3 separate regions of the Homo sapiens genome follow, and all the other regions are linked to region 2. A link is an interaction called in ENCODE POLR2A ChIA-PET data of the cell type or tissue named here. Cell type or tissue: GM12878. All regions are shown on one strand.

Region 1 (8,000 bases), 75 kb after region 2:
GTGTGTTTCCCCTCTGTATCTGTGTCTCTAAATCTCCCTCTCCTTTCTCTACACAGACACCAGTCATAGGCTCTAGGGCCCACCCTAAATCGAAATTTCATCCCGAGATCCTTAACTAATGACCTCTGCCCCAGGCTCTCTTTCCAAAGAAGTCCATATTCCAGGGTTCTTAGTGGACGTGAATTTTGGTGGGACACTGTTCAGCCCACTTCAGGAACCTCCTATTTCTAGCGATTTGTAAACAACAAATTTGTTTTGTTTTAGTTTTTGTTTTTGAAACAGGGTCTTGCTCTGTTGCCCAGGCTGGAGTGCAGTGGTGCGATCATAGCTCACTGCAACCTCTACCTGCCAGGCTCAAGCAATCCTCCCGCCTCAGCCTCCTGAGTAGCTGGGACCACAGGCATGCACCACCACGCCTGGCTAATTGTTGGTTTTTGTAATGCTGTTTTGTAGAGATGGGGTTCCACCATATTGCCCAGGCTGGTCTTAAACTCTTGGGCTCAAGGGATCCTGCTTCAGCCTCCCAAAACACCGGGATTCCAGGTGGGAGTCACCATTCCCAGCCTAGAACAAGTTTACAAGCTATTGGCACTCATTTCTTAGGCTCTTTACAACACAGTGATTTTCCAGTATTTTGAAGTTGAAGTAAATGTAGAAGGTCTCACTCTTTAGAACCAGTTAATTGCAGAGAGGAAAGAGGAGGTCTTCAGGAGAACACCAGATTCTTTTTGTTGTTGTTGTTATTGAGACGGAGTTTCGCTCTGTCACCTAGGCTGGAGTGCGTTGGCGCTATCTCGGCTCACTGCAACCTCCACCATCCGCTTGGGTTCAAGCGATTCTCCTGCCTCAGCCTCCCAGGTAGCTGGGATTACAGGCGCGTGCCACCACGCTTGGCTAATTTTTGTATTTTTAGTAGAGACAGGGTTTCACCATGTTGGCCAGGCTGGTCTCGAACCCCTGACCTCAGGTGATCCACCCACCTCGGCCTCCCAAAGTGCTGGGATTACAAGCGTGAGCCACCACACCTGGCCTCCAGATTCTTTTTGAAAAGCTTCTAAATCTGAATTCTCTGTGAATATAATTTGCCAAAACGTATGAGTAGGAATCTGATATTACAGTCTGTCAAATGTCTGGCCGTGTGCCTATACTCCATATAATCTTTTCCTTCCCCTGCATTCAGATACCACCTTCATCAAACACAAAAGTGTTATAGATTCAGAGAGGGCAAAAAACAAAGCTGTACCAGCTGCCTTCCCCTGCACCTAGCTTACGAGCTGACCTTGAGACACAGGATATGTTAAAATATATTCAAGCTCACACTGTTGCAGTTCTAAAAGGAATGCTAATGAAGGTCTTTGCAAGGTTCTGGAATTTTCCTAGCGTAGGAGCTGGTTGCTGACTTATATTAATAGTTATAGCCACCTGGCACAGTGGCTCACGCCTGTAATCCCAGCACTTTGGGAGGCCGAGGTGGGCGGATCATGAGGTCAGGAGATTGAGACCATCCTGGCTAACACAGTGAAACCCCGTCTCTACTAAAAAAAAACAAAAAAAAACAAAAATTAGCCGGGCGTGGTGGCGGGCGCCTGTAGTCCCAGCTACTTGGGAGGCTGAGGCAGGAGAATGGCATGAACCCGGGAAGCAGAGCTTGCAGTGAGCGGAGATCGTGCCACTGCACTCCAGCCTGGGCGACAAGGCAAGACTCCGTCTCAAAAAAAAAAAAAAAAAAAGGTTATAGCCATCATACTCAGGATGGTAGGGAACTTGAGATGCTCAGAAACCAACCACTGGCCAGGCATGGTGGCTCACGCTGGTAATCCCAGCACTTTGGGAGGCCAAGGTGGGTGGATCACCTGAGGTCAGGAGTTCGAGACCAGCCTGGCCAACATGGTGAAAACCCCGTCTCTACTAAAAATGCAAAAATTAGCCGGGTGTGGTGGCGGGCACCTGTAATCCCAGCTACTCAGGAGGCTGAGGCAGGAGAATCGCTGGAACCCAAGAGGTGGGGGTTGAAGCGAGCCGAGATTGAGCCACTGTACCCCAGCCTGGGTGACAGAGTGAGACTGAGTCTCAAAAAAAAAAAAAAAGAAACCAACCTCTTTGCTACTTGTTTGTGGCCTGTTTGCTCCCAGCATGGGCAATTTCAAGCGTCTGGAATTCAGTAATGACTTTGCACAGCGAATCCACTTTGCCACTCCTTTTATTCCGGTTCCTTCTGCACATCAGGGATAGAGCATTGGGAGTTCCCAGACTGCATGAGCCCAGCTGGTTGCATTTGAATTCTTGGAAATAGGCTCTCCCTTCCAGAACAAACCAATTAGATATAGTAGGCCAGGGGCCAGCAAATTTTTTCTGTTAAGAGCTAGGTAGAGGCCGAGACGGGCGGATCACGAGGTCAGGAGATTAAGACCATCTTGACTAAAACGGTGAAACCCCGTCTCTACTGAAAATACAAAAAAACTAGCCGGGCGTGGTGGCCGCGCCTGGAGTCCCAGCTACTCGGGAGGCTGAGGCAGGAGAATGGCGTGAACCCAGGAGGCGGAGCTTGCAGTGAGCCGAGACCGCGCCACTGCACTCCAGCCTGGGCAACAGAGCGAGACTCCGTCTCAAAAAAAAAAAAAAAAAAAAAAAAAAGAGGTAGTAGGCTGGGTGCAGTGGCTCACGCCTGTAATCTCAGCATTTCAGGAGGCAGAGGTGGGCAGATCACTTGATCCCAGGAGTTGGAGACCAGCCTGGGTAACGTGGTGAAACCCCATCTCTACTAAAAATACAAAAATTATCCAGGCATTGTGGCTTATGCCTATAATCCCAGCTACTTGGGGGGTGAGACAGGAGAATTGCTTGAACTCGGGAGGTTGAAGTTGCAGTGAGCCGAAATCGCACCACTGCCTCCAGCCTGGATGATAAAGTGAGACCCTGTTTCAAAAAAAAGAGAAAGAGCCAGATAATAAATATTTCAGGCTTTGCAGCCCACATAGCCTCTGTCACAGCCACTCAACTCAAAAGAAGCCACAGACAACAGAGAAACAAGTGGGCGTGGCCGTGTTCTGATAAAATTTTATTTACAAAAACAGGTGGCCAGCCCACAGACAGTAGGGGTTCACCAGCCCCTACAGTAGACGCATCATTTTTACAGTTCTGTTTCTAGGGCCACAATGGTCTGACTAAATTTGGCGAGGGATGCGGGTTAGGGAACAGGAGGCCCTCACCTGTCTCATGAGCTTAGCAGCTGTGTCCCAGGTTGACCTCTTCACAATCTGGGCCCATCCATGAGCAGCAGCTCCCTGAGGGGCCCCTCTTTATCCTGCAGTGTGTTTTCTAAGGGAGTAATGATCTGTTGTGGTATTTGCAAGCCTGGGGGTGTTCAACATAGAGTTTGAGTCCCCCCAGATGAAAACAACAAGACCGGCTGAGTGCAGTGGCTCACGCCTGTAATCTCACACTTTGGGAGGCTAAGGCGGGAGGATCACTTGAACCCAAGAGTTCAAGACCAGCTTGGGCAACATAGTGAGACCCCATCTCTACAAAAAGAAATATATAAACTTACACACGCGTGGTGACTACAGGTAGGTAGTGTGCACCTATAGTCCCAGCTACTTGGGAGGCTGAGGCAGGAAGATCGCTTGAGTCCAGGAGTTCGAGACTGCAGTGAGCCGTGATTGCACCACTGCATTCCAGCCTGGGCAAGAGCAAGACCCTGTTTCTTTTTTTTTTTTTTTTTTTTGAGTTGGAGTCTCGCTCTGTCGCCCAGGCTGGAGTGCAGTGGCGTGTTCTCGGCTCACTGCAAGCTCCGCCTCCTGGGTTCATGCCATTCTCCTACCTCAGCCTCCCAAGAAGCTGGGACTACAGGCGCCCACCACCTCGCCCGGCTAATTTTTTGTATTTTTAGTAGAGACTGGGTTTCACCATGTCAGCCGGGATGGTCTTGATCTCCTGACCTTGTGATCCACCGCGTCCGGCCGACCCTGTTTCTTAAAAAAAAAAAAAAAAAAAAGACTTAATGGCAGTCCCAGTCCATGCTATGGAAAGGTTGGCCTCTGTGAGAGTTTGGATTAGATTGGAAACTAATGAAGAGTCTTTTTTTTTTTTTTTTGAGTTGGAGGCCACTCTATCACCCAAGCTGGAGTGCAGTGGTACAATCTCGGCTCACTGTAACCTCCACCTCCTGAGTTCAAGCTATTCTCCTGCCTCAGCCTCCCAAGTAGCTGGGATTACAGGCGCCTGCCACCACCTCCAGCTAATTTTTGTATTTTTGTATTTTTTAGTAAACACGGGGTTTCACCATGTTGGCCAGGCTGGTCTCAAACACCTGAACTCACACTTGAGCCAAGGCCCACCTCGGCCTCCCAGAGTGTTGGGATTACAGGCGTGAGCCATCGCGCCTGGCCTGTGAGGGGTTTTTCTTTCTTTCTTTCTTTTTTTTTTTTTTTTATTGAGATGGAGTCTCACTCTGTCGCCTAGGCTGGAGTGCAGTGGTGCAACCTCAGCTTACTTACTGCAACCTCCGCCCTCCAAGTTCAAGCGATTCTCCTGCCTCAGCCTCCCAAGTAGCTGGGATTACAGGTGCCTGCCACCACACCCGGCTAATTTTTTTTGTATTTTTTTTTTTTTTTTTTAGCAGAGATGGGGTTTTACCATGTTGGCCAGGTTGGTCTTGAACTCCTGACCTCGTGATCCACCCGCCTTGGCCTCCCAAAGTGCTGGGATTACAGGCGTGAGCCATCATGCCCGGCCTGTGAAGGGTTTTTCTAAGGTTCACCAGCCCTGACATCATTGCAGTTCCCTTTTTCCAGAAATGCAGTGCCCTTGAATACTTTCCCCGCCCATTGAAGGCAAACAGGGTTTTTTCTGGCATTCTGCACACCTGTTTTGCTGCCCTGCCTTCCGCCTGTGACTGATTGCTTTTGATCTGCTGAAAGAGAAACCCCCGGCCTCTCTCAGGTGTTTGGTTTCCTCTGTCCGTCTTAGAGTCACCTCTGCTGACATTTATTTGCTGTTTATTTCCCACATTAAAATTGTTGGCTTGAAATATATATATATATACACACACACATACATACACACACACATATGTATATAAATCTTCCAGCTTTCTGGAAGATTTCAGCTATGTAACTAGACCTGAATTAATGTTTTCAGAATCAGTCTTCTTTTCATCAAAATGTTTTTCAGGGGCTGGGCATGGTGGTTCGCGCCTGTAAATCCCAGCACTTTGGGAGGCTGAGGCTGGCAGATCATCTGAGGTCAGGAGTTCGAGACCAGCCTGGCCAACACGGTAAAACCCCATCTCTACTAAAAATAAAAAAATTAGCTGGGTGTGGTGGCATGCACCTATAATCCCATTTACTTGGGAGGCTGAGGCACGAGAATCGCTTGAACCTGAGAAGCAGAGGTTGCAGTGATCTGAGATTGTGCTATTGCACTCCAGCCTGGGCAGCAGCGTGAGACTCCATCTCAAAAAAAAAAAAAAAAAAAGGTTTTTCACCCTTGTCATTTTGATTTCTGCCCAGTCAATAGAACTAACATAATTGTTTAAAAAATGCCACGCACTGCCCTTCCTAAGAAGGCCTCAGGGGGTGGAATAGTTTTGCTGGGACCTCTTATACTTCAGCATCTGGCCTGTACCCAGTGTCAAGAGAAATACTCACAAGGCAGATGCTTTTTCAGCATCTGCAATATCTATAGGTGATATTGAAGGTCCCTCCATCCTGATACCAGAAAATAGTGTGAAATTTGCACAAAAGGAAGCAGAGGATCTCAGAACAAGCCTGGGCAGCGCAGGGCCTCTCCACCTGAGACCTGGCCTTAGGCACTTTCTTTTGTCAGATATGTTAAAAATGAAGTTGCACACCAAGCTTCTCTCTTTCCTTCTTTTCTTCCTGTTCCTTTCCCCTACCTCTTCCCCTTCCCCTTCCCCTTCCCCTTTCCCTTTCCCTCCCCTCCCCTTCCCTTTTCTTTTCTATTTCTTTTCTTGACAGAGTCTTGCCCTGTTGCCCAGGCTGGAGGGCAGTGGTGTGATCTCAGCTCACTGCAACCTCCACCTCCCAGGTTCAAGCAGTTCTCCTGCCTCAGCCTCCCAAGTAGATGGGATTACAGGTGCACACCACCATGTCCAGCTAAGTTTTGTATTTTTAGTAGACACAGGCTTTCACCATGTTGGCCAGGCTGGTCTTGAACTCCTGACCTCAAGTGGTCTGCCCACCTCGGCCTCCCAAAGTGCTGGGATGACAGGTGTCAGCCACCGTGCCCAGCCAAGTGGCATCTTTTTTTAAAAAAATCATTTTTTAAGTGCACAGGTTGGTGGCATTAAACACATACACATTGCTGATGCTACCATCACCACCATCCATCTCTAGAACTTTCTCCTCTTCCCAAGCTGCAACTCTGTCCTCATAAAACACTCACTCTCCATCCCCCTCCCCAGCCCTTGGCACCCACCATTCTACTTCCTGTCTCTATGAATCTGACAACTCTAGGGACCTCCTAGAAGTGGAGTCACATACGATGTATTCTTTTGTGACTGGCTTATTTCACTGAGCATAGTGTCCTCAAGGTCCATCTGTGTGTCAGAACTTCCTTCTTAAGGCTGAATAATATTACAGTGTGCGTGTATGTCACGTTTTGTTTATCCATTCATCTATACATGCACACTTATTTCCATGTTTTGTGTTTTTTTGTTTGGTTTTTCTTTTTTTTTTTTGAGATGGAGTCTCGCTCTGTCACGCAGGCTGCAGTGCAGTGGCGTGATCTTGGCTCACTGCAACCTCTGCCTCCCGGGTTCAAGCAATTCTCCTGCCTCAGCCTCCCAAGTAGCTGGGATTACAGGGGCGCGCCACCACACCCGGCTAATTTTTGTATTTTTAGTGTTGGTCAGGCTGGTCTCGAACTCCTGACTTCGTATTCCGGCCTCCTCGGCCTCCCAAAGTGCTGGGATTAGAGGCGTGAGCCACCGCGCCCGGCCTATGCTAGGGTTTTTAGGAACCACCAAGCTGTCTTCCATAGCAGCTGCCCCATTTTACCTTCCTACCAGCAGTGTATGAGGGTCCTGGTTTCTCCGCCTTCTCACCGAGACACTTAATTTTCGGTTTTTTAAATTATACCATTTTAGGCCAGGAACGGTGGCTCAGCCTGTAATCCCAGCACTTTGGGAGACGAAGGTGGGCGGATCACCTGAGGTCAGGAGTTCCAGACCAGCCTGGCCAACATGGCAAAACCCCGTCTTTACTAAAAATACATAAAGTAGCCGGGCGTGGTGGCAGGCGCCTGTAATCCCAGCTACTCAGGAGGCTGAGGCAGGAGAATCACTTGAACCCAGGAGGCGGAGGTTGCAGTGAACTGAGATCGAGCCACTGCACTGGAGCCTGGGTGACAGAGCAAGACTCTGTCTCAAAAAAAAAAAAAAAGTAAATAAAATAAATTATCCCATCTTAGTGGGTGTGAAGTGGGCGGTTTTGCTTTGCGTTTCCCTGGTGACTACTGATGTTGAGCGTCTTTTCATGTGCTGACTGGTCGTTTGTATCTCTTCTTTGGAGACGTGTCTGTTTACATCCTTTGCCCATTTGTGAATGGGAGTATTTGTTTTTTATTGTTGAGTTGGAGGAGTCCCCTTACTAGTTGCATCTGACACTATAGGATCTTGCAAGAACTGGAAAGCAAGTCACAGTTTCCCGTGACCTTTGGCATTTCAGCCAGCGAATCAGGATCAAACACATGGAAATAGAAAGCATCTAACCACGTCCCACACCATATTTTTGGGGGCAGGATCAGAAGCACGCAGAGATATTAAGATAGTTATGGGCTGGGTATGGTGGCTCATGCCTGCAATCCCAACACTGTGGGAGGCCAAGGCAGGAGGATCGATTGAGCCCAGGAGTTCAAAACCAGCCTGGGCAACACGGCAAGACCCTGTCTCTACCAAAAAAAACACAAAAAACAAAAAGCTTTTTTTTTTTTTTCTTTTTTTTTTGAGACAGAGTCTTGCTCTGTTGCCCAGGCTGGAG
Region 2 (8,000 bases):
AGCATGGTATAGCACACACACACAAAAAGAAATAGTAGTACTAAGAGAAAAGGGCCTCAGATAATTTTTATTTACCGATAATTAACCTATTTGCCCTAGAAAACCTAGCTGAAAAACTATTCAAGTTAACAGGAATTTAGAAAGACAACAAGGTACAAAATACTTAAATATTAATAGCTTTCTGATAGACTACCCATAATCAGAAAATATAATGGGGAAATGAACTATTTTATAATAGCAGCCCAAAATATGTATAAACTAGGAATAGAATTGATAATAATTGTATAAGACTTATATGAATGAAATCACAAAATTTTAAGGAATCTAAGAAACTAAACAAATAAATATTCCTGGTTGGGAAGAATATTTTGAAGCTATCACTATGATACAGACAAGAAGAGAGAGAGATTAAAAAGAAAAGAACAGAAAATCCTTAAGCAGACCCTAATATGGATAACTATTTGTATTTATAAATGAACAACTTTAAATCAGAATGCAAATAGCTACTTATTCAATAAATGGGTCTTGGACAACTGAGTAAACATTTGGAAGAAAATAACTTTGACCTTCATGTCAACCCATACAACCAAATAAATACTATATGGATAAAAAAAAAAAGTTAAGTGTAGAAAATTTCCAAAAACACGCTGCTAAAAGAATACTTACCAACGGTATAAATCACAAAGGAATAGGCTGATTAATTTGATTAGATAGAATTTTTAAGCTTCTAGGGGCCAGAAACCACGTTCAAAATGTTAGAAGAGAAAAACAAGAAAAGAATATTTGAAACATATTTGCCAAAGGACACTTTATATATAAGAAATCTTAGAAAGCAAGCTGGGAGCAGTGGTTCACACCTGTAATCCCAGCACTTTGGGAGGCCGAGGCAGGTGGATGACTTGAGGTCAGGAGTTCGAGACCAGCCTAGCCAACATGGTGAAACCCAATCTCTACTAAAAACACAAAAATTAGCCAGGCGTGATGGCTCGTGCCTGTAATTCCAGCTACTTGGGAGGCTGAGGCACGAGAATCACTCGAACCAGCCATTTCTTGTTTCCTCATTTCCAAACTCCACAAGCCTGAGACAGAAAAAGCATGCACTTTAGACTGACTACCTTGAGATTCAAATCTTGGCTCTTCCACTTTTCAGCTCTGTGACTGTGACTAGGAATCATGTTTCATCTCTCAGAGTCTCTGTTTCCTCATTGTGTTGTTGGAGGAATGATAGCAATGGATGAAATATTGAATCATGTGCCTGGACATAATTATTGCATTATTGTTGCTACTCCTACCTACCATCATAATCATCACCACCATCATTACTGTCACCATCACCATCTCCACCACTATAATCACCAACATCACCAACATCAATATCACCATCATTGTCATCACCATCATCACCATCACCATTGCCATCTCCATCATCATCATCACCATCATCATCACCACTGTCATCACCACCATCACCATTACCGTCACCATCACCATTTCCATCATTATAATCATCAACATCAATATCACCATCATTGTCATCACCATCATGATCACCACCATCATCACCACCATCATCACTATGATCACCATCATCATCTTCATTATCATCATCACCACCATCATCATATCACCATTATCATCTCCACTGCCATTATCACCATCGCCACAGTCAATATCATCATCATTGTCATCACCGCCATCATCATTACTATCACCGTCATCATCTCCATCACCATTATCACCAGCATCATCACCATCAACACCATCGTCATTATCACCATCATCATCACCACCATTATAATCATCATCAATATCACCATCACCATCATAATCACCATCATTATTACCACTGCCATTATCATAATCATTATCATCACTGTGGATTACTATCATCATCACCATCATTAACTTCATCATCACCATCATCACTATCATAATCATCAATATCATCACCATCACCATTATCACCATCACCACCACCAACATCATTATTATAATTATCATTCTTGTTGCTGTTATTATGTTCTGTCATTAAGTTCATAATGATCCAGTTTGTGATAAGATGACACACTAGTGTGGGCTGCTAGCTTACTCCCTACAAAACGAACACAGGAGAGAGAGGGAAGCAAGGCATTGAGGGATTAATATAAAAACCATGAGAAACCCTGCTGGTGAACAGGTGCATGTGTCTGGGGGGCCACAGTAGATCATAGGACAGGAGGGAGGTGGGAAAAAGGAGATTTACATTCCGTTTGTGCCTTTCCCCTTTATTGTCCTGGGAGGGTCAGTGTTTGTTCCATGTCTCAGGTGGGATTCTTTGGAAGCAGACACAGAAAAAGAGTTTTAGGTGCAAGATATTTATTAGAGGCCAACACCTATGAAAGGAAGGGAGAGGAAGCAGAATCATCAGAGAGGGAAATCACAGTGCATGGTAGATTCTCAACAAAGATGGTTGAACGAATAAATACTTGAACTAATGGAGTTATATGCCCAGAGTGGGGCAGTTAACTTCCATTTCTTCCTTCCATGAAGGTTTTTTTAGGTGTGCACTTAATAATAAATAATAGTGAATATCATTTGAGTGCACACACACCAGACACTGTTTTCTAAGTACTTTACATGGGTTTGCTCTGAAGTAGGAATGATTATCATTGGCCAGGCGCAGTGACTCACACCTGTAATCCCAGCTCTTTGGGAGGCCAAGGTGGGTGGATCACTTGAGTCCAGGAGTTCAAGACCAGCCTGGCCAACATGGTGAAAAAATACAAAAAAATAGCCAGGCAGGGTGGTACATGCCTGTAATCCCAGCTACTTGAGAGGCTGAGGCACAAGAATCGCTTAAACCCAGGGAGTGGAGTTTGCAGTGAGCCAAGGTCGAGCCACTGCACTCCAGCCTGGGCAACAGAGCGAGACTCTGTCTCAAAAAAAAAAAAAGGCTGGGTGCAGTGGCTCACGCCTATAATCCCAGCACTTTGGGAGGCCAAGAAGGGCAGATCACTTGAGGTCAGGAGTTCAAGACCAGCCTGGCCAACATGGTGAAACCCTGTCTCTACTAAAAATACAAAAATTTAGCTAGGCGTGGTGGCATATGCCTGTAATTCCAGCTACTCGGGAGGCTGAGGCGAATGGCATGAACCCGGGAGGCAGAGCTTGCAGTGAGCTGAGATCGCCCCACTGCACTCCAGCCTGGGCGACAGAGCGAGACTCCCTCTCAAAAAAAAAGAAAAAAAAGAAAGAAATTAGCCAGGCATGGTGGCTCATGCCTATAATCCCAGCTACTCAGGAGGCTGGGGCAGGAGAATCACTTGAACCTGGGAGGTGGAGGTTATAGTGAGCTGAGATCACGCCATTGCACTTCAGCCTGGGCAACAAGAGCCAGACTCTGTTTAAAAAAAAAAAAATATCATCATACCCAGTGAATACATCAGACAAAGGAGGCACAGATGTTAAGCAACTTTCCCACATGAGTGGTAAGTAGAGGAGCATGGAACGTGGCTGGAAATAAACTGGACAGGTTCCTGATTGTACAAGTTTCCGTTCCAGCTGCAGAGAGAGAACAATGAATAAATCCCAGTAACAATGAATAAAGTCAAGAAGTGTCATGAGAGTAGAATAAAGAAAGTAGAGGGGTGGGGGGCATGTGGAGGGAGGCCTGCCTGAGGTGACTTGTGACTTCAAGTCTAGAGAATGAGAAGGGGCCATCCGTGAAGATCCCGGAAGCAGAGGGGACCTGGAAGAGAGAACGCTGAGCAGAGAGAACAGCATGTGCAAAGTCCCGGAGGCTGGAGAGAGGTCTGTCTGAAGGACGAAAAGGCAGCCTGTGTGTTCGATTTGTTGGGAGGAAGATATAAAGCAGTGTTCATAACTTCTTAGTCCTGGGCCTGGCACTCAGCCCACACTGACTAAATGCAACAATTGTTACAACTTCATTCTAAGAGGTGGGCGCCTCCGTAGCTGCCCTCTGGGGCTAAGCTTTGGGAAGTCCCCTAGCCTTCGGATGTGAATCGTCTGCCGTGGGAACCTCTCCCAGGTCTGGCTCAGGAAAGCTTGGGAAGGTCCTAACCGGTCAGCGAGTCATTCTTTCTCACGTCCTCAAACACAGCCCTGGGGTCACCCCCACCTACCTTCCAGGAAGAGGGCTGGGGATTCAGCACCCCTCCCATTCTCCTAAGAAACCTCTGTCAGATGACAGCTGACTGCTTTTTTTTTTTTTTAAACACAATAGTCACATTGGAGAAGGGAAAAACTAAAAAAAAAGAAAGTGCTCAAAAGTCATTTTTATCCAAAATATTTGTATGTATTAACTATATATTTTATGCACACTGCAATGACTGCTGCTCAAGGCAGGGTTCTTAAGAAACTGAAGGGCCAGTCATGGTAGTTCACCACTGTAACCCCAGCACTTTGGGAGGCCGAGGCAGGTGGATCACTTGAGGTCAGGAGTTCAAGACCAGCCTGATCAACATGGTGAAACCCCGTCTCTACTAAAAATACAAAAATTAGCCAGGCGTGGTGGTGCGCACCTGTAATCCCAGCCACTAGGGAGGCTGAGGTGGGAGGATCGCTTGAGGCTGGGAGGCAGAGGCTGCAGTGAGCTGAGATCATGCTACTGCACTCCAGCCTGGGCAACAGAATGAGACCTTGTCTCAAAAAAAGAAAAAGAAAGAAAGAAAGAAACTGAGGCCATTTATATTTTAATGGATGTTTGTGCCTGCTAGGGGTAGAAACCCCTGAATGGTGGAGCGAAGGCATTTAAACTGAACTCCCCACTGTGGGAAGCATCACAAGACCCAAGTCCCGGGCTGTGAGGTTGGGGAAGGGCTATTCTGGTTGACCTGAAAATATGACTGCAATTTTGTCTGATTTTGTTAGGAAGTGGAATCTACCTCTCAGCCCTTGAATCTGGGTTGGTTTTGTGATTTTATGAATTGGTTTGACTGGTAGAACCTGTGTTGTATGAATGACAGCCTGGGAGATAGGAAAGGAGTGTTGGGGAGGGAGAGAGGCAGAGAGAGGGAGATAGATAGATAGAATTATAGATAGATGGATGCATAGATGATGATGATGATAGATAGATAGATAGATAGATAGATAGATAGATAGATAGATAGATAGATAGATAGATAGACAGACAGACAGACAGAGCCAGGCACAGTGGCTCAGGCCTGTAATCCTTTGGGAGGCAAAGGTGGGAGAATCCCTTGAGTCCAGGAGTTTGAGACCAGTCTGGGCAACATAGTGAGAACCTGTCCCTACAAAAAAATAAAAAATTAGCTGTGTGTGGTGGTATGCATCTGTGGTCTCAGCTACTTGAGAGGCTGAGGTGGGAGGATAACTTAAGCTTGAAAGGTTGAGGCTACACTAGGCTATGATGGCACCACTGCACTCAGCCTGGGCAAGACAGCGCAAGACCCTGTCTCAAAAAAAAAAATAGATACATACTACGTAGATAGATATATAGATAGTTAGAGTCGTAGGTAGATGGATGGATGGATGGATGGATGGATGGATGATGTATTCGTCCATTCTCATATTGCTATAAAGAAATACCTGAGACTGGGTAATTTATAAAGAAAAGAGGTTTAACTGGCTCACGGTTCTGCAGGCTGTACAGGAAGCAGGGTGCTGGCTTCTGGGGCGACCTCAGGGAACTTACAATCATGGCAGAAGGTGAAGAAGGAGCAGGCACGTCTTACATGGCAGGAACAGGAGCAAGAGAGAGTGAGGGGAGGGGAGAGGTGTCACACACTTTTAAATGACAGAGTCTCACGAGAACTTATTGTCACACTGTCACAAGAATAGCACAAAGGGGATGGTGTTAAAGCCAGAGATCCTCAACCTTTTTGGCACCAGGGACCAGTTTCATGGAAGACAGTTGGAAGGTGGCGGTTCCAGGATGATTCAAGAACATTACATTTACTGTGCACTATGATGCACTGTTGTTATATTATTACCACATTGTAATACATAATGAAATTATTATACAACTAGGCCGGACCCAAGGCGGCTCATGCCTGTAATCCCAGCACTGTGGGAGGCTGAGGCGGGCAGATCTCTTGAGGCCAGGAGTGTGAGACTAGCCTGGCCAACATGGTGAAACCCTGTTTCTACTAAAAAAAAAAAAAAAAAAAAAAAAAAAAAATTAGCCGGGCACAGTGGTGCAAGCCTACAGTCCTAGCTACCCAGGAGTTTGAGGCGGGAGAATCACTTGAACCCTGGAGGCGGAGGTGGCCGTGAGCTGAGATGGTGCCACTGCGCTCCAGCCTGGGTGACAGAGTGAGACGCTGTCTCAAAAATAAACGTATAAATAAAATAAAGACGACTCAGAAAACAAAATGGGGGAGGTATGGAGGGGAGCAGAGAGATAGAGAGAGGTGAAGTCCCTTGAGGGAGTACTGTTTGAGCAGACTAAAGGATAAAGAGCCAGATGTGCCTCCAGGGTGACATCCACACACCTGTCCAGATGACAAACACAGGTTCTCAGCCCCCACCGTCCACCTAGGATTCCTGAGCCCTCTCCTGCTGACACCTGGCAGGGTGCTGAGCCCATGAGCTCATGGGAAGAGAGGAGCCCATAGCCATGACCCCTTGCCCACCCGCTGGACACCCTGCCCTTCCTCTGGGGTTCCCAGATGCCCTGGCACAGTGCTACCTGGAGGAAAAGGAAGAGCGTCAGCCGGGGGCAGCCTCTGCCTTGCGGGCCAGCTGCTGGGATGGGAGACCTCCTTCCCAGCCCTCCCCCTTCCAGGGCAACCAGAGGAGCAGCTGGAAAGTTCCAGGCTCAGGAAATGCAAATAGATGAATGGAGGGAAGTGGACAGGGACACTACACCCATAGACTTGAGGCTGTCAGTCAAAAGTGCTGACCCTGGAGCCTGTCCCAGACCCTGTCCGCTGGGGAGTCAGGCTGAGAGCTGGGTGGCATTCTCGCTCCCCATCCACCCATATCTACACAAAGTCCAGCTCATTTTGCCTCTCGAATTCCCCCCCGAGTCACCCACTTTTCTCCCTCCTATGGCTGGGCCACTGTCCTGTCTTCCTGAATGACAGCATTGCCACCTTGCCAGCTTCCAGGATTATACCCTCTAACCATTCCTTCCATGCCCAGTTAAAGGGAGCTTTCTGAAACAAAGAGCAGACTTTGCCTCCCCTCCGCATAAAACTTCCCATGTCTCCCCATTGCCTTAGGGATAAAAGCTAAAGCTATGCCATTGGACCCAGACACAATGGCCTCTGTCTCTAGCTTCCCCCATTATAGCCACTTTCCCCTTTGGTTCTCCTTGCTGTGGATGAGTGCAATCACCTGTGGCCCTGTGCTTGTCCCAGGTCCTTCACATCCTTCAGGTATGTGCTGGGCACTGCTTCCTGAGGAAGCCTCCCTGGACTTCCAAGTCTGGGGCTCAGGGGCTGCTCACCTGGGCTCCAACTATCACACCTGCCATATTGCTTTGTGCTTACTGAATAATGCAGTGTGGGAAGGGAACTGCTGTGGCATGGCCCTGTGTGCCCTGATGAGTCTTCTGCAGGTGCAAGTGGTGAGCAGAGGTTGTCCACTGCACCATCTGTGTGAGTTCAGGTCACTGGCAGAGACAGGCAGGGTTAGCAATACGGGTGCCCGGCCCCTCGGCCAACGTGCCTAACACAGGTTCCCAGAGGCTGTGTCTCTCAACATGCCGTTAACAAAGCAGATGTTCTAAGGGGTTCTGCATGCTGCAGCCTCTGGGGGACAGTGTGTCACAGAGCCTTGCCTCACTGAGCCTCAGCTTCCTCATCTACAGAACGGGGCCAATAAAGCCAACAGGGCCTTCCTCCTTGGATGGTTGTGAAGATTGCATGAGATTAAATAAACTACATAGAAAGTGCTCAGAGAGGGGTGACCCCTCTTTTATGATTCATAACCAGTGCCAGAAGCCACGCCAGGACACATCTTGCCATTGGAAGTATGTAAAGTAATGGCACTGTGCTTCTGTGGACATCTCATTACGAGAATGTTCAGTTCTTGGG
Region 3 (8,000 bases), 380 kb before region 2:
AGATCTCTTTTGTTTAATTTTCCAGTAACAATAACCCTGTGCTCATTCTATTACTAATATTACTATTTATAAAATGACAATAAGTGATTGAGGTCAGGTGTTCTAAAAGCAGAGCCTGAGACCAGGATTGTGGTGCCCATGATTTACTGAGGGAGTGCTTGGAGGAGAAAAGTGAGGGAGTCAGGATGGGGTTGGGAAGTTGGAGGGTAAGGCTATGGTCTCAGCTGGAAGTGATTGCAGCCTGATCTCCGGGGAGCGCTGGAGCATGAGTCATACCTCAGAGTTGGTCTCACTTTGAGTCAAGGGCCCAAGCCTTGTTTATGCCTGTGTCAGTCAATTATTGGCTACATTGCCCCGACAATGGTAGGGCAGTGCGTCACCTTCCAGATGGAGCACTTCCTGTTCAGCTGAAACCAGTTTCCTGGAGAAGAGGATGGGGGCTGAAAAGGAAATTAGGAACGGGCAGCAACAGTACCAGCTACTCTGCTCATGATCATCAAATATGAAAAAGAAAGCTATGAGTCCCTTAGATACTTGATTGAAGTTCACTGTCATGAGATTTTGAACTGCATTCAAAAAAGAGTATTGTTTCTAATGATATTGCAAACTTCTTAGACATTCCAGTAAGCATTTCACTTACTAAAAAAAAAAAAAAAAAATTTTTTTCTGCCATTCACTTAGACTTCTTTTTTTAATGTTTATTTTAGGTTCAGGGTTACATGTGCAGGTTAGTTATATAGGTAAGTTGCATGTCATGGGGATTTCATGCACAGACTTTTTTTAATCATCCAGGTAATAAGCTTACTACCTGATAGGTAGTTTTTTGATCCTCTCCTCTCACCTTCCACCCTCAAGAAGGACCTGGTATCTGTTGTTTGTTCCCTTGTTTTTTTGTTTTTGAGATGGAGTCTTGCTCTGTTGCCCAGGCTGGAGTGCAGTGGTGTGATCTCGGCTCGTCACAACCTCTGCCTTCCGGGTTCAAGCAATTCTCCTGCCTCAGCAGGACACCCAATCCCAGGGAAGTTCAAAGCTAACATAAGATAGAATTCAGTTATTCCCCTAGTTCCTTGTAATTGAATAGAAACATTTTACCAACTTATGTTAATATTATACAATTTTAATCCCTGGATATTGGAACTGGGTCTGACTCACTAACTGAAAACTTTCACGTTTTGTGCTATTCACAATAGCACGTTTCAGAGCTATTGTTTTTCTCATTTTTCTTGCCCTAAATCACCTCAGACATCTGCATTTATTACTGCAACTTTGTCCTTACCTATAAACTAATCCCTAGACCAATGGTTTTCAACTGGGAGCATTTTTGTTCCCAGGTGGCAATGTCTGGAAGCATATATATATACATTATATATATATACACATTATATATATATATACACATTATATATATGCACATTATATATATATACACATTATATATATATACATTATATATATACACAATATATATACATTATATATATACATTATATATATATGAAATAAAAAATATATATTTCAAATAAAAAATATATATTTCAAATTAAAAATATATTTTTTCAAATAAAAAATATTTATATTTCAAATAAAAATATATATATATATATTTTTAAGACAGGGTCTCTCTCTGTAGCCCAGGCTGGAGTGCAGTGGCACGATCTCGGCTCCCTGCAGCCTCCACCTCCTGGGTTCAAGCAATCCTCCCACCTCAGCCTCCTGAATAGCTGGGATTATAGGCGTGAGCCACTGCACCCAGCTGATTTGTTTTGTATTTTTAGTAGATACAGGGTTTCACCATGTTGGCCAGGCTGGAACTCGAACTCCTGGTCTCAAGTGATCCGCCCACCTCAGCCTCCCAAAGTGCCAGCATCACAGGTGTGAGGCACTGCACCCCCCCTCTGGAGGCATTTTTGATTGTCATGACTGGTGGGGAAGTGTCACTGGCACCTACTGAATAAGGCCAAGCTGCTTCTAAACACCTTACAATACAAAGAACAACCCCTTACAAATAAGAAATTATCAGCCGGCGCAGTGGCTCACACCTGTAATCCTAGCACTTTGGGAAGCCGAGGCAGGTGGATCACGAGGTCAAGAGATCGAGACCATCCTGGTCAACATGGTGAAACCCCGTCTCTACTAAAAACACAAAAATTAGCTGGGCGTGGTGGCATGCGCCTGTAGTCCCAGCTATTCAGTAGGCTGAGGCAGGAGAATCGCTTGAACCCGCGAGGCGGAGGTTGCAGTGAGCCAAGATTGCGCCACTGTACTCCAGCCTGGGCAACAAAGCGAGACTCCGTCGCAAGAAAATAAATAAATAAATAAATTATCCAGCCCAAAATATCAATAGCGCAGAGTTTGAGACATAATAATTAGGTGGAGGCCGAGAATATTTAATGTATCATCTCTGCCATTCTTGCCTTCACGAATTTTCTAATTCAGGGAGGCAGGATTTACAAACACACGTGACATCATTTGTGAAACAGCACACCATGTAGAAGGGTAAGTCATGTTGTACAGACCTGAATAAATTGAGTTTAAAAGATGGATTTATTTGAAAGCCTGAATAAGAAATCGGTTTTGAAGGAAGCAGAAGCCAGATTGGCTCTTAAAAAGAATGGAAAAGAATGAGAGAGGCAGGAAGGAAAGAAAGCAGCCGACCGGGAGTGGTGGCTCACGCCTGTAATCACAGCACTTTGGGAGGCTGAGGCGGGCGGATCACCTGAGCTCAGGAGTTCGAGACCAGCCTGGCCAACAGGGAGAAACCTCATCTTTACTAAAAATACAAAATTAGCTGGGTGTGGTGGCGCATGCCTGTAATCCCAGCTACTCGGGAGGCTGAGGCAGGAGAATCACTTGGACCCGGGAGGTGGAAGTTGCAGTGAGCTGAGATTGTGCCATTGCATTCCAGCCTGGGCAACAAGAGCAAAACTCCATCAAAAAAAAAAAAAAAAAAAAAAAGAGAGAGAGAGAAAGAAAAAAAAAAGAACAAGAAAAAAAGAAGAAAGCAGCCTTCAAGTTGGAAGGGAGGAAAAATGGCCAATAGAGGAGTCTGAATTCAAATCTGCAACACCTAGAATACATGGCTTATTTATTCTGTCTTTCTTCAACTGCCATGGACCAGAGAGCAATCGCAACATGACTAGGAATTCGGCACAAGGGTTTCTCAGCTGCCCAGGAATATTGCATTTTACGAAGCCTTTATTCGTGTACATTTGAAATTATGCAAAACAAAAAGTTGCGCTGCATGCACACATTTTGCAACCATGTGAATATCCCTTCATTTTCCCTTTTCCAAAGGAATCCCATAACTTCAAAGCCAGCAGGTGGAGTGGATGTACACTACTCTGTTTATATCTATGGAGGAGACATTTGCTTTAATTAAGCAGAAAAGTCCTCAACCCTTTGTCTGCAACCCTAGAAGAAGACCTCACATGATTTTCTTTTTTTTTTTTTTTTTTTGAGACAGAGTACCACGGCCTCCCAGGCTGGAGTGCAGTGGTGCAATCATAGCTCACTATAGCCTCGAATTCCTGGGGCTCAAGCAATCCTACCGCCTCAGCCTCCTGTGTAGTGGGGAGTACAGCAATGCACCACTATGCTTAGCTAATTTTGTAAATTTTTTGTAGATATGGGGTCTCACTATGTTTTCCAGGGCGTCTCAAACTCCTGGCCTCAAACAATCCTCCTACCTCAGCCCCCCAAGGTGCTGAGATTACAGGCATGAGCCACCGCGCCTGGTTTGAAATTTCTTCAAATAAATGATGATAACTCTTGCCTATTTTAACATTGACAGTCATTAGCATTTAAAATCTTTTTGGAGCTGTTCTGTCATAACAATCATCCACACATTTATTAATATGCTGAAAACATACCTAAAAACCAGTAACTTTGTAAAAGTAATTAGACATGGTAAAACGAAAAAATGAGTCCGAATGACCCACGTTTTTTGTTTCCAGACATTTGTACTGGGACATGTTCAAGAGGACACTAAGAAAACAAAATGATCTTTAACCCATGTGTACATGTAGGTTCCAAAAGTCTCAGGCAGACCGGGCTAGGTCGCTCACACCTGTCATCCTAGCACTTTGGGAGGCCAAGGAGGGTGGATTGCCTGAGACGAGGAGTTCAAGACCAACGTGGCCAACATGGTGAAACCCTGTCTCTACTAAAAATACACAACATGAGCTGGGCGTGGTGGCAGGCGCCTGTAATCCCAGCTACTCAGGAGGCTAAGGCAGGAGAATCTCTTGAACTTGGGAAGCAGAGGTTGCGGTGAGCAGAGATCATGTCACTGCATTCCAGCCTGGGCAACCAGAGCAAAACCCTGTCTCAAAAAAAAATAAATAAATAAATAAAAAAGTCTCAGGCAAAGAAAATGGGGAAAATGTCAGTGTCTTGGACAAAAGAGCCTGCGCAGTGACAATACACCCCTAAGCTAGGATGATAATGCATTTTTGTTTTTGGTTTTTTATTTATTTATTTATTTATTATTATTATACTTTAAGTTTTAGGGTACATGTGCACAATGTGCAGGTTAGTTACATATGTATACATGTGCCTTGCTGGTGTGCTGCACCCACTAACTCGTCATCTAGCATTAGGTATATCTCCCAGTGCTATCCCTCCCTCCTCCCCCCACCCCACAACAGTCCCCAGAGTGTGATGTTCCCCTTCCTGTGTCCATGTGTTCTCATTGTTCAATTCCCACCTATGAGTGAGAATATGCGGTGTTTGGTTTTTTGTTCTTGCGATAGTTTACTGAGAATGATGATTTCCCATTTCATCCATGTCCCTACAAAGGACATGAACTCATCATTTTTTATGGCTGCATAGTATTCCATGGTGTATATGTGCCACATTTTCTTAATCCAGTCTATCATTGTTGGACATTTGGGTTGGTTCCAAGTCTTTGCTATTGTGAATAATGCCACAATAAACATACGTGTGCATGTGTCTTTATAGCAGCATGATTTATAGTCCTTTGGGTATATACCCAGTAATGGGATAGCTGTGTCAAATGGTATTTCTAGTTCTAGATCCCTGAGGAATCGCCACACTGACTTCCACGATGGTTGAACTAGTTTACAGTCCCACCAACAGTGTAAAAGTGTTCCTATTTCTCCACATCCTCTCCAGCACCTGATAATGCATTTTTGTATTGCAAAATGCAACACCCTCTTTAATACTGATCCATATGAAAATTGTTGAATTATGTGAATGTGGAGTGTTAATGTAAGATCTTTGGGAGCATAAAATACAGCAGAGAGGCCAGAAAGGGAACTATGAGCTGAATCCAGATGCCAGTTAGTGAGTTTCTGGCAAGGTGGCAGTAGCTGCAAGAAGAAAATCCACTTCTCCCGCCCGCCATCTTTAAAATGCATCCTTCCGACACTTCATTGCACGTGCCACACTACTGGACTCTGGATCTAAGAATTCTCCCAAATGTCTTGTTCTTTCTATGAACATAAAAAGCCAAAATAGGTGAATGAGCCTAGACTTTTCACAGGAAAGCTAGAAATAGTGGCATTTGTCCAATCTATGTGTGACCACAGGGGCGCTGTAGACAAACGGAAAGGAGCGGTAACTTCCGGGTCATTGCCATGGCACTTGCCAGGTCAGTTCATCTTTAGCCAAGCAGCAGAGACGAGATGAACCTGTGGCTGCGGTTGCTTGGTTGACTCTGCAGATGATGATGCAGTGCCTCCTTTATGAAAGATTTCTGAGGACTTCCCCACTTCTTCCTACTTGCGGGGAAGATAATAAGGAGAAAAGGTGACAGAGAAATTAACTAAAACTTCTAACTTGCCCAGAGATGACAAGCTAGGATTTCTGTTAGGTCCAAAGCTCAATATCTGACATTACAACTTCCCATCCTCCAAAAAAAACTCCACCATCTAATAATGGTTATTTTATTTGATCTTTTCACAAACATTTACAGGGGCTTCCTGTGGTGCCAGGCAGCCTTCTAAGCGCTTAACTTATTTGACATCATTTAATCTTCACAATGAGAAGTGCTACCCTTGCTAAGAAGCTCTTTATCCCAAATAAAGCTCATATCTTTGTAATAGCTCCATGGTCTTAGCATTCAGGCTGCCGCAAGGGGCAAACCCAGTTTCACGAGTCACAGCACTTAGGAATCTGTGGTTTCTGACCAAAAAGAGTCTCTTCCTAGCCCTCCAAATCTAGGTAATTTCACAAACCGGAGGTCGTTTTTATCATACACAGCCTTCAGATTTTTGGTCAAGTGCCAGCTTCTTGTAGTCACCTTATTTAAAACTGGAATCCTCCCACCCTGTCATTCCTGGCTGCTCTCCATTGCTCTATTTTTTCTAAAGCATTTATCACTTTCTAATACCATAAAATTCACTTTTTGGGGTCTGTTGTCAGTTCCCTCACCCAACTAGAATGTTAGCTCTGTGAGGTCAAGGACTACTGTCAGTGGGTCCACTGATGGTTCTCCAGCACCTAAACAGTGCCTGGCACATAGCGGACAATAAATAGGTGTTAAATGAGTGTTGTTAATAAATTAAACTTTTTTTGTTAAATATCCCTTGGATGTTTGTTGAAGGAAGAAATGAAAAGAGAGAGGAAGAGAAGGAGGGAGTGATAGAAAGAATGAAACAGAGAGTTAGAAACGAGAGAGGAGGAAGGGAGAGAAAAAGATAGATGGTGTAAAAGAGAGTGAGAAAGAAATAAAACGTAAGGAAGGAGAGGGAAACCAGGAATGAGGGAGAGGAAGAGACTGAGAGAGAGCAAGAAAAAAGGGAGAAAAGGAAGGAAGGAAGGAGGAAAGGAGGGAAGGAAGGAGGGAGGGAGGGAAGAAAGGAGGGAGGAAGGATGGAAGGAAGGAAGGAAGAAAGGAAGGGTGGGTGGGTTCTGGTTTTGGTCTCAAAACCCAGAAACTTCAGCTGCATAATACAGGAACCTAATGCAATTTCTCTTTTCTTTCAGATCAAGGAACCAGAAAGCTTCTAGAGGCATGAGATGTCGGATTCCAATAAAGCACTCAGAAGGAGCTGATCTTACCGTTTTGGTTTGGGTAGTAGAGCGAGACATCTCAGTGCTTTCAGTTTCTACCCCTTTCCGCATCCCACTAAACCACTTTTTATATTCCATTCGAACCTGGAAATTTGAGTGGAGAGGTCCGTGTTACATCCAGAGCTTGGTTTGGGAGAAAGGATCCTAAAATGGGAGGCTAAAGATAAAGACACCAAGCCCTACTCTCTAGTTTTCCATATAATCTTGGCCATGCCCATGTTGATTCATTTTATTTAAACTCAAACTTCTCAGTTGTAAAAAAGATGTGTATTAAATATCAGACACTATAGGACTCAATAGATGATGATGATGATGGTGATGAAGGTGACTGTTGATGATAGTGGTGGTGGTAATGAAAGTAATTAAGATGATGATGGTGATGATGAAGGTGATGGTAATGGTGATGATGGTGATGAAGGTGATAATGATGAAGATGATGATAAAGGTAATGAAATTGATGATGGTGAAGGTGATGGTAATGGTGATGATGGTGAGGGTGATGATGAAGATGATGACAATGAAGGTGATGATAGTGATGATGATGGTGAAGGTGATGATGATGAAGTTGATGATAATGGAACGGACGATGGTAAAAGTAGCGGTGATGATTAAAATGATCATGATGAGGGTGATGATGGTGATGTTGATGAAGGTGATGGTAGTGAAGGTGATGATGAAGGTCATGGTGATGGTGGTGATAGTGATGATGAAAGTAATGTGAAGGTGATGATGAAGGTGATGGTAATGGTGATGATGGTGATAGTGATGATGGTGATGGTGATGATGGTGATGGTGATGATGAAGATGATGAAGGTGATGATGGTGAAGGTGATGATTATAAAGGTGATGGTGATGACAGTGATGATGATAAAGGTGATAATGAAGGTTATGGTAATGGTGATGATGGTGATGGTGATGATAGTAAAGATGATGAAGGTGTGATAAAGGTAATGAAGGTGGTGATG

The links. Peaks named below come from ENCODE experiments on the same cell type or tissue, not always from the same donor. Only the 100,000 strongest peaks of a DNase experiment are listed, where the experiment ranks them.
Region 1: POLR2A ChIA-PET joins it to region 2 with 7 read pairs; 6 of 35 experiments call an interaction of 5 or more read pairs at or near these places.
Region 3: POLR2A ChIA-PET joins it to region 2 with 7 read pairs; 2 of 35 experiments call an interaction of 5 or more read pairs at or near these places.

What each region holds. Positions count from the first base shown.
Region 1 is chr19:7,405,354-7,413,353 of GRCh38, forward strand. All of the region lies in intron 10 of ARHGEF18 (Rho/Rac guanine nucleotide exchange factor 18), which reads left to right. Among named protein-coding and RNA genes, the nearest start is that of ARHGEF18-AS1, 14 kb to the left of the region's middle. RefSeq lists a silencer at 4,657-4,796. In GM12878, no CTCF peak of the experiment used is centred here; a DNase peak (open chromatin) is centred at 4,808; H3K4me3 peaks cover 339 bases; H3K27ac peaks cover 1,913 bases.
Region 2 is chr19:7,329,890-7,337,889 of GRCh38, forward strand. No RefSeq gene overlaps it. Among named protein-coding and RNA genes, the nearest start is that of ARHGEF18, 15 kb to the right of the region's middle. RefSeq lists enhancers at 3,918-4,017, 7,772-7,881. In GM12878, a CTCF peak has its summit at 7,709; DNase peaks (open chromatin) are centred at 3,514, 4,012 and 7,962; H3K4me3 peaks cover 258 bases; H3K27ac peaks cover 3,935 bases.
Region 3 is chr19:6,947,581-6,955,580 of GRCh38, forward strand. It overlaps the pseudogene ADGRE4P. Among named protein-coding and RNA genes, the nearest start is that of ADGRE1, 64 kb to the left of the region's middle. In GM12878, no CTCF peak of the experiment used is centred here; a DNase peak (open chromatin) is centred at 331.